Linked DNA regions of Homo sapiens: region 2 is linked to region 1. A link is a contact called in ENCODE Hi-C or POLR2A ChIA-PET data. All regions are on one chromosome and are shown on one strand. Each heading gives the region's core, a stretch centred on a gene start or an enhancer-like site at or near the end of the contact. The rest is flanking DNA. Distances are from core to core; before and after follow the strand shown.

Region 1 (7,950 bases), core at 1,638-4,137:
TTGCACAAGAGCCTGGTGTGTACCACCTTCTAAGGAAAGCTTGGGATGTTCTCTGAGAGGAACACCAAATTCAAGAACCTGTCCCAGGGGCTGATGAATGTGGCTGCCAAGCTGACCCACAATAAGTACGTCAGAGGACCTCACAGACCTCATGGAGAAGGTCATTGAAACCTGACACCTTAACCATTGGTTGCTGAATGACATGTGCTCTTCCTGAATCAGTACTCAGCATATGTCCACTTCCTGCGTGGCTTCTGGCCCTCTATGACTGCTATATGGTCATCCTCTGTGGCTACCTCCTGTACCCCTATCATGACTGAGGCCCCTCTCCCACCACTCTGCCCACACTGATGAGAAAGTTGCCACAAGTTTAGAGACTAAAAATAAAATTGCACTAGACACTGCAGATCTAAAGGTGAATACAGAAAATATAATTGGAAGGGAGAGAAGGTGATGCAGAGGGCAGGAGCATGGACAAGTATGATGAGTGCCACCTTAGGCATAACTGATGAGGTACTATAGAAGCATCCAAGATGGGGGCTAATCTAGACTTGAAGGATTAGAGAAGGCTTAAAGGGGAATAACACCCAATATGAGGCTTCAAGCAGTGATAGCAAATGTTAATATTTATTTAGCAATACTATATATCAGGCCCTGTTCTAAAAACTTTGCATGAATCCCTCATTCAGTCCTTACCACAACCCTGTAAGATAGATGTTACTGTTATTCTCTTCATGTTACAGATGATGAAACTAAGGCACACAGTAAATGGTGGAGCTGAAATTCAAACCCAGGCAGCTCGGCTCCAGACTAAAGGGGAAGCAGAGTACCAGATAGGCCCTTAAAACAGAAGAAAGTGCCTAGCTTCAGTCTGAGGAAAGATGCAGTTCCTTTGGGGAACTGAAAGCAACTCAATGAGGCGCAGCTTGGGGTGGGGACAGACGTTCAGAGATGACTGGGTCTGCTCTGTAGGTTGGAAGAAAAACCAGAAGCAGAGGGTTTCAGATCCAGTCCAAATCTTTTTTTTTTTTTTTTTTTTTTTTTTTTGAGACAGTGTCTCACTCTCGCCCAGGCTGGAGTGCAGTGGTGCAACCTCAGCTCACTGCAACCTCTGCCTCCCGGGTTCAGGTGATTCTCCTACCTCAGCCTTCCAAGTGGCTGGGACTACAGGCGCACACCACCACACCCAGCTAATTTTTGTATTTTTAGTAGAGACAGGGTTTCATCATGTTGGCCAGGCCGGTCTCGAACTCCTGACCTCAGGTGATCCGCCCACCTCGGCCTCCCAAAGTGCTGGGATTACAGGTGCGAGCCACCACATCCAGCCCCCCAGTCCAGACTTTTGACAACTAGCTGTGACTGGTGTCACCAAACTAACCCCTTCTGACCTCAGTTTCTCCTTTTTGCAAAAGACCATAATAACAATACCTGCTTCTCATAGAGAATGGCCATGAGCACCAAATGAGGAAAATGTATGTGAACTTGAGTGCAAAGTACAAATTCCTTCACAGACTTAAGATTTTACCAGTATCACTTCCCCAGTAGCTTCAAGGATTTGCAAACCTGAAATCCACAATGTCAGGGCACCAGAAAAAGCAGAGAAACAGTATTGGGGAGTGGAAAAGCCCACCAGCCCTGCCTCAGACCACCTCCATCCACACTCAGCCCTTACTAACTATGAGATCTCAAGGCAAGTTATCCTCTCAGTACCTCAATTATGCCATCTGGAAAATGGGAATGTCAATGATAGCACTTGTAAGGTTCATGTGACAAGTAAGTAGCACATGTAATATGCTAGGTATAGCTCCCAACACAGAATAAAGACTTAGTCAACATTAACAGCTATCATTATTGTAAGTATTAAGAAATATGTTGGCTACTCATGCTATTCTTCCATGTTCTATACGGTATAAGCATGTGGGAATGTTAGAAGTTAGAGATGATAAAGAAGGAGGAGAAGGAGGTTTACAACCCTATACTCCCTCACTGCTGCAGAGATTCTTCCTGGCTCTCACACGCTGGCAAGCAGCTGGCTCTCCGTCTTGGCAGAAAATGCCCAAAAGAGGTAAAAGATAGAGACTGCACACCATCTGTGCAAACCAGGCTGCTCTTGTAGTTTTTAGACAAAATCTAAATGTAGTCAGATGTGACCTGCCCTTTTAAGATAGAATTATTCTATTTCCTCCCTCTACCCGTCCCCGTCCCCCACTCTGTCCCCCACATAAAACTCCCCCACATATCTCAAGAAACTTTCAGCATTTTGAAAGACATACTCTGGGGTCCTGTTGTGACAGCCTTGTGCCACATTAACTTCTCTGTCTTGTTCCCAGCAAAGAAGCCTTTGCTAATTTCACAACAGGAAAGCATGCAAGAAATTCGAGAACAAAACAAATCTACACGCAGAGCCCAGCATCTTCAAGCAAACACCCTGAGGTACAGACCCGAGGCTAGATGAGTCCGGACTGCAGATGAGGCAGCTGCCTCTTAAACTGCAAGGGGACTGAAAAAGTCATTTGCCTCTAAAAAAACCAACTCTGAATACAAATTGATAATGAATATTCATGAGCCCCTCCAGCTTGCTCTAGAGCCACCCTTGACTGCAACCCTGGACTCTGCTTCCTAAAAAGTTTCCCAAAGCTCTTTCTCTGCCTCCTCTCAGAAGGAAGAGGGTGGGAAAGTTCATTCAGGGCTTTTTGCCTCCAGCTTTCAAGTACTTGCTTTTTGGTCTGGGCTTTTATTTTTCCTTCTATTTTTTTTTTCTTAAGGATTCAGATCAAATCAATTTTGGTCTTACCCTTTGTATCTTCCATAAGTAGCAGCTTTTGTTTTCCTCCTCTTTCCTCGTCTTTCCCCCCCCCAGCCTCTGCTTGCTGTGGTCCGTCTCCGTGAGAGAGGTCCTCAAGGAAACAGAGATATAACAGACCCTTGGGCTCGTGGGAGGGGCTAAATTAGCCGGCCCCGTTTCGGAAGGAACCTCAAACCCTGTCTTTTTCATTGACTAGAAAGGACAGATTGACTGAGGAGTCCAGCAGCTCATTTTCCTAAAGTTACTCGAAGCCTTTTCCAGGTTGTAATTTTTTGCATCCTTGAAGCAATGTATATTCAAATCTCTCTCTCTTTCTCCCTTCTTCCCTCTCTCCCTTACTCCCTCCCTCTTCATCTCTCTCTCCCTCTCTTCGTTATAGAAATCCCTTTTTCTCCCTTGAAAAAGTCATCTCAGCTGCAAGCAAAAAAAGCTATTCCTTACTGCAATTATGAAGCTAGATAATAAGAAAGTTGTTACCTTGAAACCCGCTCGAAAAACTGAAAGTCAAGAACAGTTCTTCCCTCCCCATAAAGCCTCTGGTCCCATGACCAGCAATCCTTTCTCAAGGCTCATTAGAGCAAAGAGCAACAGGTGACCCAAGCGATGAGTTTCCTGCAGGAGACGCTGCGTTATTGGTTGGAAGGCTGGGTGGAACCACAGAGGAGCTGCTCAATGGGAACCGCTGCCTGGCTATGAATTGATGAAAGTCATCCACCATTTCCCAACTTTGACTTCCTACCTTTGAAGTCTAATGAGCATGAATTACCACATCCAGACCGTCAAGATTACCCCAATGTAGATGAGAGCCTGACCAAATTATTTTTAAACTGTGTAACAAAATTATTTTGAAATCAAAACAAGGGCTAATCCTTTGAAAGGAAGGTAAGTCCTCAAGTCCCAAGGCGACTTGGCAGCTTCTCCCTCCACAAGGCTGTTGCAAACCTTAGCATTTCAGGTCTGAAAGATACCTCAGACATTGAGTCTAAAAGAGGTTAGAGATGTGGAGAGGTTAAGCCACCTGCTCATGCTCACATACATGGTCTCTCTTATTTGCTACCATGTTCCCCAGCACCTAATACAGTTTCTCTCACAGCATGGGCTCTCAATAAATATTTGATGAATGGTTGAAAAAAATGAATGAATTGCAGCAAAGCAGAAATGTAGATCTGTTTTCCTGTTTCCTAGTTCTTGATTTTTCTACATTGCTTGTCTGGCATGTAAATTTGTATCTAAAGCCAGTTATACCATATAAATCATTAAATTTGTGAGCCCGAAGGACTGTTTTGACTCTATGTAGAAACTATATTCTCCAGCGAGCTTTCAGTCATACTTTAATAAGGACAAAGGATAACCTTTTAGTTTAGGCATCTCTGTTACTTTGCACGGTGCCACATGGTATATACTCAATACATTTTTTATACTTTAATAAATTTGGAGCTGTTTAACAATACTTTATTTCTGAAATGCTTTATAGTTATAGGATTTTGCATGTATGATAACAACTAATTACACTGAATGAAAGACTCAATGGATGTCTTCTCCCGAGTCAGTTTAGACTACATCTCTAATAATGAATATTGGTCTGATATTCATCCTGTTATGATAAAACTGGTTTTTGGTGATATGATGGGATTTTTTGTAAAAACCAACAATTGGTTTATGACTGCCTTTGTACTATTGTTTTGGAGAGAAATTTGAAAAGAGCATGTCCACAAAATAGTGTGCGAATTACAGAATGGAAACCAAAACATCAAAGCTAGAAAGAGAAAAGAATGATCAAAGGGAAGATCCAGAGTGGCTGAGGGGTAGGCAGGAGAAACAGACAAACAAGTACCTGAGCTTGTCAATGAGAGACACACTTTGGTGGGTGCTGTGGCAACGGTTCTCTACTTTATTACATTAGGATATTAGGTTCTTTTTTTTTTTTTTTTTTTGAGACAAGAGTTTTACTCTTGTCTCCCAGGCTGGAGTGCAATGGAGCCATCTCAGCTTACTGCACCCTCTGCCTCCCGGGTTCAAGTGATTCTCCTGCCTCTGCCTCCAAGTAGCTGGGATTACAGGCGCCCGCCACCTTGCCCAGCTAATTTGTGTATTTTTAGTAGAGATGGGGTTTCACCATGTTGGTCAGGCTGGTCTCGAACTCCTGACCTCAGGTGATCCGCCCGCCTCAGCCTCCCAAAGTGCTGGGATTACAGGCGTGAGCCACCATGCCTGGCCTATTTTACTACGTTCTTACATTCTTTTTTTTGAGACAGAGCCTCACTCTGTCATCCAGGCTGGAGTGCAGTGGCGTGATCTTGGCTCACTGCAACCTCTGCCTCCCAGGTTCAAGTGATTCTTGTGCCTCAGCCTCCCGCGTAACTGGGATTATAGATGCGCACCACTAAGCCTGGCTAATTTTTGTATTTTTAGTAGAGATTGGGTTTCACCATGTTGTCCAGGCTGGTCTCAAACTCCTGGCCTCAAGTGATCCGCTTGCCTTGGCCTCCCAAAGTGCTAGGATTACAGGTGTGAGCCACAGTGCCTAGCCACAGTTCTCTATTTTAAACAAAATTAAAATTCAAGGTCACTTCAGTCATGTTGTATCAGACGTTGTCGACAAAAGGTTACTTTGACAATTGTCTCATTCTCTTTACATTTCATCAGGGAGAGAAAGAGTTAGTAAAAAGTAAATTGTTCTAGTACCCAACTTCTGGTTTAACCAGGAGAGGTAAAATCTCATTATAGTAACTAGCACTTCATAAATATTTGAAGTTCATCCAAACTGAATATGGAGTAATAGAAACATAGTTTTAACCCCTAATTCATATTACATGAGCCTTTTGACAACATTTAATGCTTTTTATGGTAATATGCTCTGTGCTACAATTTAATCACGTTGTCCAGGTTCGCACCCTCCTCAGCATCATGAAAATACTATGGTTAAGTATATATTATCACCAATTCATACAAGAATAATTATAAAAGAGATGGGAGTTTGTGTGTATCTTTCTAAAGGCCTCAGAATTTATCTTAAAAAATAAATCGTCTTTCTCAACAAAAAATTATCATCAATTTTATTGTTTTTTTTTGTAATAGAAAGTAGAAAATTAAAACTGCACTCAGAAAGATGGAAGGAGTTGTCAGAAAGGGGTAAAGATATTTGTCTGTCTTTTAATGATGAAATGGTCTTATAAAGTTCTTAGAATGGTAGAATTTTCATTTTTCCTACACCTTCATCCTCTTTCACTGTACCGGTTCATCCCCCTATGCATATAAAATATTTAAGTGATTCTCATTCTTAAAAACAAATTCTGTTGTTTAATGGTATGAATTATTAGTGTTGCAAGATGAATAAATTCTTGAGATTGGCAGCACAACAATGTGAATGTACTTAAAAATACTTAAGTATACTGTTAAAAATGATTAATATGGGCCAGGTGCATTGGCTCACCGTGTAACCCCAGCATTTTGGGAGGCTGAAGCAGTAGGTTGTCTGGAGGCCTGGAGTTTGAGACCAGCCTAGGCAACATAACAAGACCCCATCTCTACAAAAATAAAAATAAATTTTAAATGATTAATATGGTAACTTTTTTTTTGAGACAGAGTTTCGCTCTTATTGCCCAGGCTGGAGTGCAATGTCGCGATCTCAGCATCTCGGCTCACCGCAACCCCTGCCTCCTGGGTGCAAGTGATTCTCCTGCCTCAGCCTCCCGAGTAGCTGGGATTACAGGCATGCACCACCACACCCAGCTAATTTTGTGTTTTTAGTAGAGACAGGGTTTCTCCATGTTGGTCAGGCGGCTGGTCTCGAACTCCTGACCTCAGGTGATCTGCCCACCTCGGCCTCCCAAAGTGCTGGGATTACAGGCGTGAGACACTGGGCCCAGCAATATAGTAACTTTTATGTCTATTTTATCACAATTTTTAAAAAATTAATTAAAACAAAAACAGCTCCTTCACAAACAAGCTACTTGAGACCATGGTCTACCTTTGCCTTCCTTCATCACCTCCATTCTCTCCTCATTCATTTACTCCTCCTTCCATTGCATTCCCGTTTCTCACCGCACCATGCCAATGAAACTGCCCTAAGATTGCCAATGGCCTGTAAAGCAAAGACCAATTTTTGTGTTTTATCTTCTTGGATCTATGTAGCATGGGCCATTGTTGGCCTTCCTTCTTTCTTGAAAATTGATCTCTCCTTATTTTCCAGAACCCCCCTCATGTCTGATTTTCCTCCTCCATCTGTGTATGATGGCTCCTTTTCAGTCAACTTTTGTGTCTTGTAAATGTTGGTATTCCCTAGACCTTCACCCTTTGCCTTCTCTCCCTACTTCACTTATTCTACCTAGGTCATAACTTCTTATGCCTTTACATTTCTGCCAAGTCCACTCCCATGAGCACCAGATCCATATTTCCATCCACCTACTGGGTGTCAAGAGAATATCCCACAAGCAGCTCAAACTTAGCATCCAAACTGTACTCTGTATCTTTACTTCCAAATCTGCTCCCATCCAGTACCAGTATTCCCTACTTTTTTTTTTTTTTTTGAGACGATGTCTCACTCTGTCGCCCAGGCTGGAGTGCAGTGGCACGATCTTGACTCACTGCAACCTCTGCCTCCCAGGTTCAAGCGATTCTTGTGCCTCCACCTCCTGAGTAGCTGGGATTGCAGGTGCACACCACCATGCCTGGCTAATTTTGTGTTAGGAGAGACAGGGTTTTGCCATGTGGTCCAGCCTGGTCTCGAACTCCTGACCTCAGGTGATAGGCTGCCTCGGCCTCCCAAAGTCCTGGGATTACAGGCGTGAGCCACTGCGCCCAACCCCTACATTAGATAATGGCACTACCATCCACCTAGTCACACAACCCAGCAACCTCAGGGTCCTCCTAGACCCCTCCCCACATCCCACATCTTATTGTTTACCAAATCCAATTGTTTCTATACCTTAAGATCTCTCAAATTCATCTCCTCTCTCCATTCTCGTCACTTCTGCCATAGTGCATACTCTCTCATCTTTCTGAAATCGATATCTGATAATGTCATTGGCAGACTTTAAAAATTCTAGTCTCCTTATCATGCATAAAATAAAATTTAAATTCCTGTCATCGAATATGTAAGGACTCTCTCTACCTCTCTAAACTCATTTCCTGTTATAGGCTTC
Region 2 (7,950 bases), core at 1,941-4,440, 370 kb before region 1:
CTTTCCTTATAATACCATAGATTTGTTGGCATATTTTTCCTCCTTTTTTGTCTACACCCAGACATTCACATGACTGTCTTCAAGAAACCAATCATAACACTATAGTGATTCCCAAGTCCCTTTCCTGATTCATAATGAAGATGCTATTAGTCATAATATAAACACATATCAGATAATTTTTCTTTAGGTACATTGCTTTGCACTTACTAGACCAAAACCACAATCTTCTGGCCATTCATATAGCTTTGAAACATCTATCTACCACCTTTATCTCCACTGTTCATTACCCAGAAGACTTTAATGCCACTTTTCTATTCAGAAGGATGATAGTTAAAGTTATATTTGGATTTCTAATAAAATGTTAAGTAATAAACTATGAAACCAAAAATTACTTTTTTTGCTTAGATTAAAATGAAAACTCATGTTTAAGTATTTTATTTTAGCCAAAAAATAAAATAAAACTATAACTTATATAACTTATGAAAACTCATGTATATGTAAAACTACAGGTTGAGTGTCTCTTATTTGAAATGCTTGGGAACAGAAGGGTTTCATTCTTTTTTTCTTTTTCTTTTTTAGGATTTTAGAGTATTTGCATTATACCAGTTGAGCATCTCAAATCCAAAAATTCAAAATCCAAAATGTTCCAAAGAGCATTTCCTTTGACCATCATGTCAGCACTCAAAAAATTTTGCATTCTGGATTTTTGGATTTGGGATACTTAACCTATATTTTACTTTATTTAGTCCAATATTAAAACATACCAACTTACTACTTAATAGACTATATACTCCAGTATTTCAATCTTTACCATACCTCTTTCTTCAGGAACAAAAGGCACACAATTTAACACTTGCACAATGTCACAATCAGGAACAGTGATCAAAAGAAGAGATGATATCTGGAAATGAAGACCAAGATTTTAAAACTTTTGACGACAAAAACTGTTCAATTACACTTCACATTCAACTTAGGTGTATAAAGAAATGTAAAAAAAAAAAAAAAAAACTAAGAAAAAACTTCTATACACTTAAGCATACATCATTGATGACCAGTGATAACATGTCACAAATTTGCAAAAGTCACAACCTAAAGCTTAGAATCAATCTAACTCAGTATCTTCATTTATTACAAGAAAAAGAAAATGAGCCTTGCCCAAAGTCACAAAACTAGAAATAATATCTGGATCCGGTTCCAATTCAGTTATCCTACCACCACAATACTAACCCTTAATACTCATTTCTGGTATCTAATATGCCATGAAAACTGCTCACCATGAGAAGCCAATACCCCATATAGAACTGAAATACTCACAGCCTACACACCTGGGACCAGATAATAAATAAAAATTTCAAGACGGTGTTAAAACCTTTTTGTTCTGCTAATAGCACTTTGCCACAAAACCTTCAGTAGCATACCTGAAGGAATGTGGGCAAGATTCAAGTCTCCTATCATTTAAAGAAAAAAAAAAAAAGTAGTATTAAGTGCTCTAAAGTATGCAATGTCACAATGCCTCAATGAGAACAATTCTAAACAACTATAAACAGAAAAGTAAACAACAAAAATACACTTAAAGGGCATTTAAAGCATATCCTGAAGTCAAATTATAGATCTAGGCTAAAGTATAGTCCCTCTGTAATATTTCAAAATATAGAAACTTCTGGGATTACAGCATACTATTACCAGAGAGACTAGAACAGAATCCGAAGTGTGACCATGGCAAAAAATTGAAGCATTTAAAAGTTCATACATTATCAATGCACACAGTGGGTGTTCATTGTGGTTACTGTCTTTTGTCCTTCCATAAAACCAGATATAAAACGTTTTATTTGGTAATTATACTTATTTTCACGCAACAAACAGGAAACATTTGGTTGTGTAACATACCTACATTTTATTCTCCCCTTTTGTTGGCAATTTTCTGTATCTAGGGATGATCTAATTTACAGTTTCTATGGCAAAAATCAACATCGTTTACTATGCTTACCTTCCCCAGGAAATCCCAACACCCTCAAAGTGTTAACAGAACGCAATGTCTCTTTATAAATTTCAGAAAAGACAATTTTGCTGAAAGATAGTGAATGCATTTCTATAAATTTGCAGTTAAACTCAAAAAATGTTAGGAAATTTCACTGAATCAATTTAAATGTTTTAAATTAAACCTGAGGATATCAACCTTAGAGTACACTCAAATCAGACCCCTTGCTGCAGAAAAAGCAATTCAACAATTACCAGTAACTAGATCTAACATGCACACTTTCAAGTTAATAGAATTCCTATCCTGACAGTTTGGTGTCTTCATGTTTTATCACTGCGACAACTGTACAAATTCCAACATTCTTATGAATTCCTTGAACATTGACTTATTTTATTTTTCTAGGGTTTTTTAGACGTTTGACAACATACTCAACAATGTTTGCACTAAAACAGCTCACATACACTACTTGCTCTCAAATTTAAACCTAAAAAGAAAACTGAGTCTTAACTGTTGTATTCTGAACTTTAAAGCTACATCTGTTTGATCGGTCCACTTAAGAGTTAAAACATTTTTCCTTATATACATTTCGCTCTATGTACTTTTCAATTACCACAGCCACCTAGGAAGAGACTGTCTACTTGACAAAGAGGACACCATGTAACGAATAGAGTCAAAATGAACCCTACATGTGAGAAAGCCAGTTACAAAGAAATCCAACTGCCACTGGGTGTGGTTAGGGTCTGCGGGGAAGAGCACCTTTGGCCAACTCTGGAGAAGAGCGAGCGCGTCAGGGAGCAGGGCATCTCTGCAAGAAATGGCCCCCAATGACCATACGCTGGGCCAGCAATAGGGACGCCGTCGAGTCGGGCCTGCGAACCTATAGCTCGAGGGGTGCGGTCTGCGGGGCGCCCTTGCTGTCTCCACCAACCACGAAACCCGCCGAGTGAGTGCTTCGAGCGCCGCGCGCCCAGCTTCGCCCCAAACACCGCGCCCGATCCGCCCCTTCCTCCGGGGTTCGGCTGCCCCGCGGGGAGCGCGGAGGCACACCGTCTCCTACTCCCACCCAGCTCCTAGAATGTAGGAGAGTGTAGAGTTCAAAAAGCCCGGAAGTAAAACAACCCCAGGTTAAGAAAGTAAGGGTAAGCTCTAGCAGTCGGCAAAAGCGCTCGGCAAAAAAACCCCGACTTCTCCAGAAAAACTTTGCGGCAAGTTAAGCGGAAGCGCTGAATGGCCGGGACTATTTAACTCGCGCTTCCTCTCACAAGAGGCGGATCCCTGGACCTGTTTGGGGGACCCTGACGGTCCACAAACTCGCCGTTTGCCTGCTGGGTGGCCCTCTAGAAGTTCTGACATCCTAAAAGGTCTGGGCAGTCCCGCTGACGGGGAATACCTGTCGTAGTACCCATTGCCTGCGAGTCCCTGATGGCGGCCATTACACTTCCATCCGGGTATTGCCGAAAAGCTGATCGCAGCGCTACCGGGAGCGCACGCTGCGGCGGAGGGATCTGCGCTTTACCTGAGACAAGCGGAAGAGAACGGAGGCCGGCAGGGTCCGCGCTCGGTCTGACGAGACTAGGCCATGGAGCTGGGTTCGCCGCTGACCTCTCCATCTAGCGCGCGGCCCCGGCGCCCACCAGTCCAGTGACCCACTACTACCTCTTTGCTCACCAGCAGCTGCTGATCTTACTGCCGGTGAAATGGCAGACAAACGTCTACTCTGTGCTCTTCAGAGTAGACACCAGGAGCAGGAACTGTATGCACTTCCCAAGCCCTTGCTGACTGGGAATGGTCTCCACCCTGAGATTTTAACCAGTTCCGGTTTAGCAAATGGCGCCTCCCCACCTCTGGCTTCTGGCACGCAGGTTTTAGCAACCATTGTAGCCCACGTCAACGAAAGAAGCTGCCGCCAGTAGTTCTAGAAGACATACTGAACTCCAAACCTGTATATATTGAATAATTGATCAAAAACTATCTTCACAATGAGGGAGGCTCACATCTCCCTCAAACGAATACTTCCTCTACCTGACAACAGGGCTGGACAGTTAATATGGTTGGCTTTACCCCAAAGGCCAGTGTGGCTCCTCTTCTGTTCTTTATAAATCCAACCTACTAATTGATACCTCACTTTCTACATAATTCTACATAAATTATCTTCCTTTTAAAATGTGGGGAGGGAATAAGTGGCGGCAAACGTTTAAGCAACAACAAAAAACCTTGGCGCAGAAGGATATACCAATAAATTGAAAGTGAAACTATGATCAGATTTTTCATTTTTTAATGTTCCGTGTTTTCTTAAGTAGCATGTATGACATTTATAATTTTTAAAAATTTTTTAAAATATGTGTATGATACATATTTTTCATTGTCTTAGGGCAGGCTTTTGAAAATGTCAGCCTGTAGCCAAATGCAAGATTTTCTCCATCCTTTAATAAAAAGCACACTGAGAAATCCTCACTTTGTCTTTAGGAAGCCTTCTTTATTATTGTGTTTACTGGGCTACACAATTCCACCTAGAAAAGGCGAATGAGCGGAAATTCACATTAGTCATATTTATGCTTGTGTAAAACACACAAGGAGAAATCTTCTGTAAATACCAAAGGGGATGCCATTATGGAATGAAGAACATGTTTACAAAGTGGATTTTATTCCGCATCGTACATCACCCATCTCTCTTCAGGTCCTCATTTCTGTGCAAGCCAGACATGCACACACATCACAGCAGAAAGAGAGAGAACGAGATTTTTCTTTTAATAACAAAAAACGATGTTAGTTTGGAAAAATGGACAGAGTTTTTTGTTCTGTGTTTTGATGTAGTTTTTGTTTTTTCGATTAAGATATTGCATCCCCCCCCACAGTATTCACATTATAACTTTATTTTTACTTCTACATATACATTCACCTACAAAACCTTGCAAACCTGCATTTATGTTATAGAAGAATTGGAGAAAGTTAAAATAAATTAAAATATTAGTCAGACTTACCTTATCTCTTCCCCTTTCTCTTCCACCATTCATATCACCTCTTCCACCATTCATATCACCTTTTTTTTCTTGCTAACCTCTATGTTCAAAACCTGAAAGGTTTCTCTTGATCTCCTTTCAGGTTTTGAACATATTGGTTAGCAAGAAAAAAAAAAGTGGAAGTGGGGTGGTGAGGGAGGAGAGGAGAGAGGAGAGTGAATCAAGAAGGAAGGGAAGATGATTAAAAGGGAGAAAAAGATACAAAGGGGAGAAGGCTAAATCATAGCTTAGGAAAGGATTCTGGAATACTTTTTTACTTGAGAAGGATAGTTATGGGGATAGGACATCTAGATTAATGCTTTAAATAGTTGATCCCTCTGAAGACCTTACTACTGCTTACTAGCTGACAGCATTTAACCTCTGAGCTTCTCAGAGCTGTGCAACATATAACTAACACGTTATATATTGTTTGATAGACTGAAGAGAGTACTCAACGCCATTGCACCAAGAGTGTAATGGAAATGATAAAAGTGATGATGGTGGTGATAGTAATGAAGTTTCCATCTTGATTGCAAACCTCTTTCTGCTTTTCAATATACAACTGATGCCAGGTGCAGTGGCTTGTGCCTATAATCCCAGCGATTCAGGAGGCTGAGGTGGAAGGATTAAAAAAAATATGCGTACGATTCATGGACTCTGTGTCATAAAGCAGCTCACTTTAAGACAGTGAAATTTTCTCCTAAAAATAATATATAAATGGAAATTCATTTCTCTCTAAGGATTCTCACCTGTAAATCATACTTAAATCAAACTTATATTTGTTCTTACAACAATGTAAACATACTTTTAAGACACAGATAAGTTGGTACATCATAAGCACTATGATAATAAAAGATTAAATGATATTAATTTGGATAGTAAGAGTCTCTAAAAATGTCTCTCTTCTTTTTGCTGATCTATGAACTCAAGCCCAGGTTCTCTACCCCCAACAATATAATCAAGTGCAATCAGAATTGGGAAAAAAAAAAAAAAAAAGAGATATGAAGAGCCTGGGTGATACAGCATAAAGTGGTTACACATCCTGGTCAAAGATACGGCTTAATTACTTGTGGCAATCTATCATACAAGTGTTAGTTGATCTTTAAGTATTATTCTTCTCAATGTTCTTTTCAATTTTGTTGTTTAATATTTATTCAGCAGACATTTTCTTGAATACCTATTATGTGCCAGAAACTGCTAGCAATAAATAAGACATGATTCCTCATGGAGGGCCATCAGTTCAATGGAATTTTCTTGAATATTTGAAAGATTTTATGATCCAACAAAGCAATTCTAAAGATGAGATTTCAGACACTGTAACACAGGATGAGAAAGATTTTTCTTTAGGTTGGCATCCCTGACAGTTCCCTCTCAATTCACACTTCTTAGATGACCAAGACATTTTTATTAAGTTTTAATGAAAGATATAGTCCCTCTTTCTTAGTTCTTTTCATGGATACTATATTCAAACAGAAAGAACATTAAAATGAACTGTATAAACTATATTGGTCTTACCTAAGTATTTTAGGGTACCTCTCCCCACCCCTAATCACATCAAATTCTTCCTAAGACTGTCTGCATCCTGAGCGTAATGTAATAGATAGCACAGTTAATTCAAGTCCTTAGAAAAAGAAAAAAGAATTAAGTGGAATACTTGTTAATTACATTTAAGAACAAACCTGGTACACATATATGTTATATATACTCCTTTATTTCTCTTGTATATGCATAGAACATTTCATTATTTAAAGTTTTAAAAGAATAAAAATGTATAGGGTTTTTCTTTTCTTTTTTGTTAGTGCAGATTAATTTGTTTTTTTTGTCTAAAGTAGTTTAAAAGATAAATTTGATTTCTGTGAGATCAATGCCATATGGACTATGTTAATACCAATAAATTATACTTGAGAACTTGTAAAAGTAGATTATTATGGCTCATTACATCTTAAGGCAAACTTTTAATAAAAGTTTGATGGTTCATGGGGTGTCCAGCAACAGATATAATGAAAAAAAAAAAAAAACTCAACCCTGATACATTATAATGAAATTGAAGAATATCAAAGACAAAGCGGAACTTCTAAAAGTTTCCAGAGATAAAAAGATCACTTATACAGAACAAGAATCAGATTGAGATCATGTAGCTATCACAGCACCAGGCATTGTATCCTCCCTCAGCAGTATATTAAGCAGGAAGAAGTGAGAAAAAGCAAAAAAAAAAAAAAAAAAGATCTTCTCACACTCTTTCAAATTTTACTGGAGAGAACAACCTTTTCTAATGAACTTCTTATATTTCATTTGCCAACATGGAATCACATACTCATCTCTAGAACAAATTGATGGTAAAGAAAAACAGCATTGTTGTAATTGACTCAAACCAATCATGATTTATACCCTGGGACTCGGCAAATTGACAACTGAGCAAAATAGTAGTTCTGACTAGCATGGAGGAAGGATGAATAACTTTTGGTTGGCATATAAAAATGTTTGACATCTGTCAATATCACAAAAAAATGGGAGAAAACCAGTCATTATGGGAAAACAAGAGTGCCTATAGTATTACCAATTCACAGGAATTACAGAGGTCAGTGGAACATACTAAACTACACAATGAGCACAATCAACTTTGTGAAACTGTATAAGACAAATGACCTGTTTTTTCAACCAAACAAAAAATTGGACAGAAAAAAGAGATGAAAGAGAAAACCTATAGATTAAAAGAGACTTAAATTGTGTATCAATCAATCATCATGTGTGGAAGTTACTTGGATTCTGATTCAAGCAAATAGACAAAAACACATTTATGACATGTATGAGACAACTGGAAATTTGAAAACAGGATATTTGATTATATTAAGTTGTTTTGTTAATTTTTAGATGTAATATATTTGCTGTTATGTCTTCAAAGTTTATCATTTAAAGATACATGCTGAAATATTTACAGATGAAATAGAAGACCACATTTCATGTATGTCCACA

The links. A loop is a pair of places that touch in the nucleus more often than their neighbours do. ChIA-PET counts read pairs that join two places held with the same protein, here RNA polymerase II (POLR2A). Pooled maps may share reads with other maps.
Region 2: a loop to region 1 is called in a map of GM18951, with 4 times the contacts of the local background. The contact joins the promoter of ZNF518A here to the promoter of ENTPD1 in region 1. A Hi-C loop is called at or near these places in 1 of 168 maps with a recorded cell type or tissue (GM18951) and 3 of 50 pooled maps. POLR2A ChIA-PET finds 5 or more read pairs at or near these places in 1 of 52 experiments (OCI-LY7).

The regions. Positions count from the first base shown.
Region 1 is chr10:95,751,100-95,759,049 of GRCh38, reverse strand. ENTPD1 (ectonucleoside triphosphate diphosphohydrolase 1) reads right to left here and starts at 2,887. Exons shown (of 10, transcript NM_001776.6): 1 at 2,795-2,887. The coding sequence starts at 2,810. ENTPD1-AS1 (ENTPD1 antisense RNA 1) reads left to right here. Exons shown (of 6, transcript NR_038444.1): 6 at 2,336-5,844. RefSeq lists a silencer at 1,637-1,696 and an enhancer at 3,027-3,326.
Region 2 is chr10:96,125,537-96,133,486 of GRCh38, reverse strand. It overlaps ZNF518A (zinc finger protein 518A), which reads right to left and starts at 3,190. Exons shown (of 6, transcript NM_001330736.2): 1 at 2,735-3,190; 2 at 817-901. LOC124902486 (a long non-coding RNA gene) reads left to right here. Exons shown (of 2, transcript XR_007062254.1): 2 at 1-4,432. RefSeq lists enhancers at 2,426-3,329, 3,138-3,777, 3,330-4,234.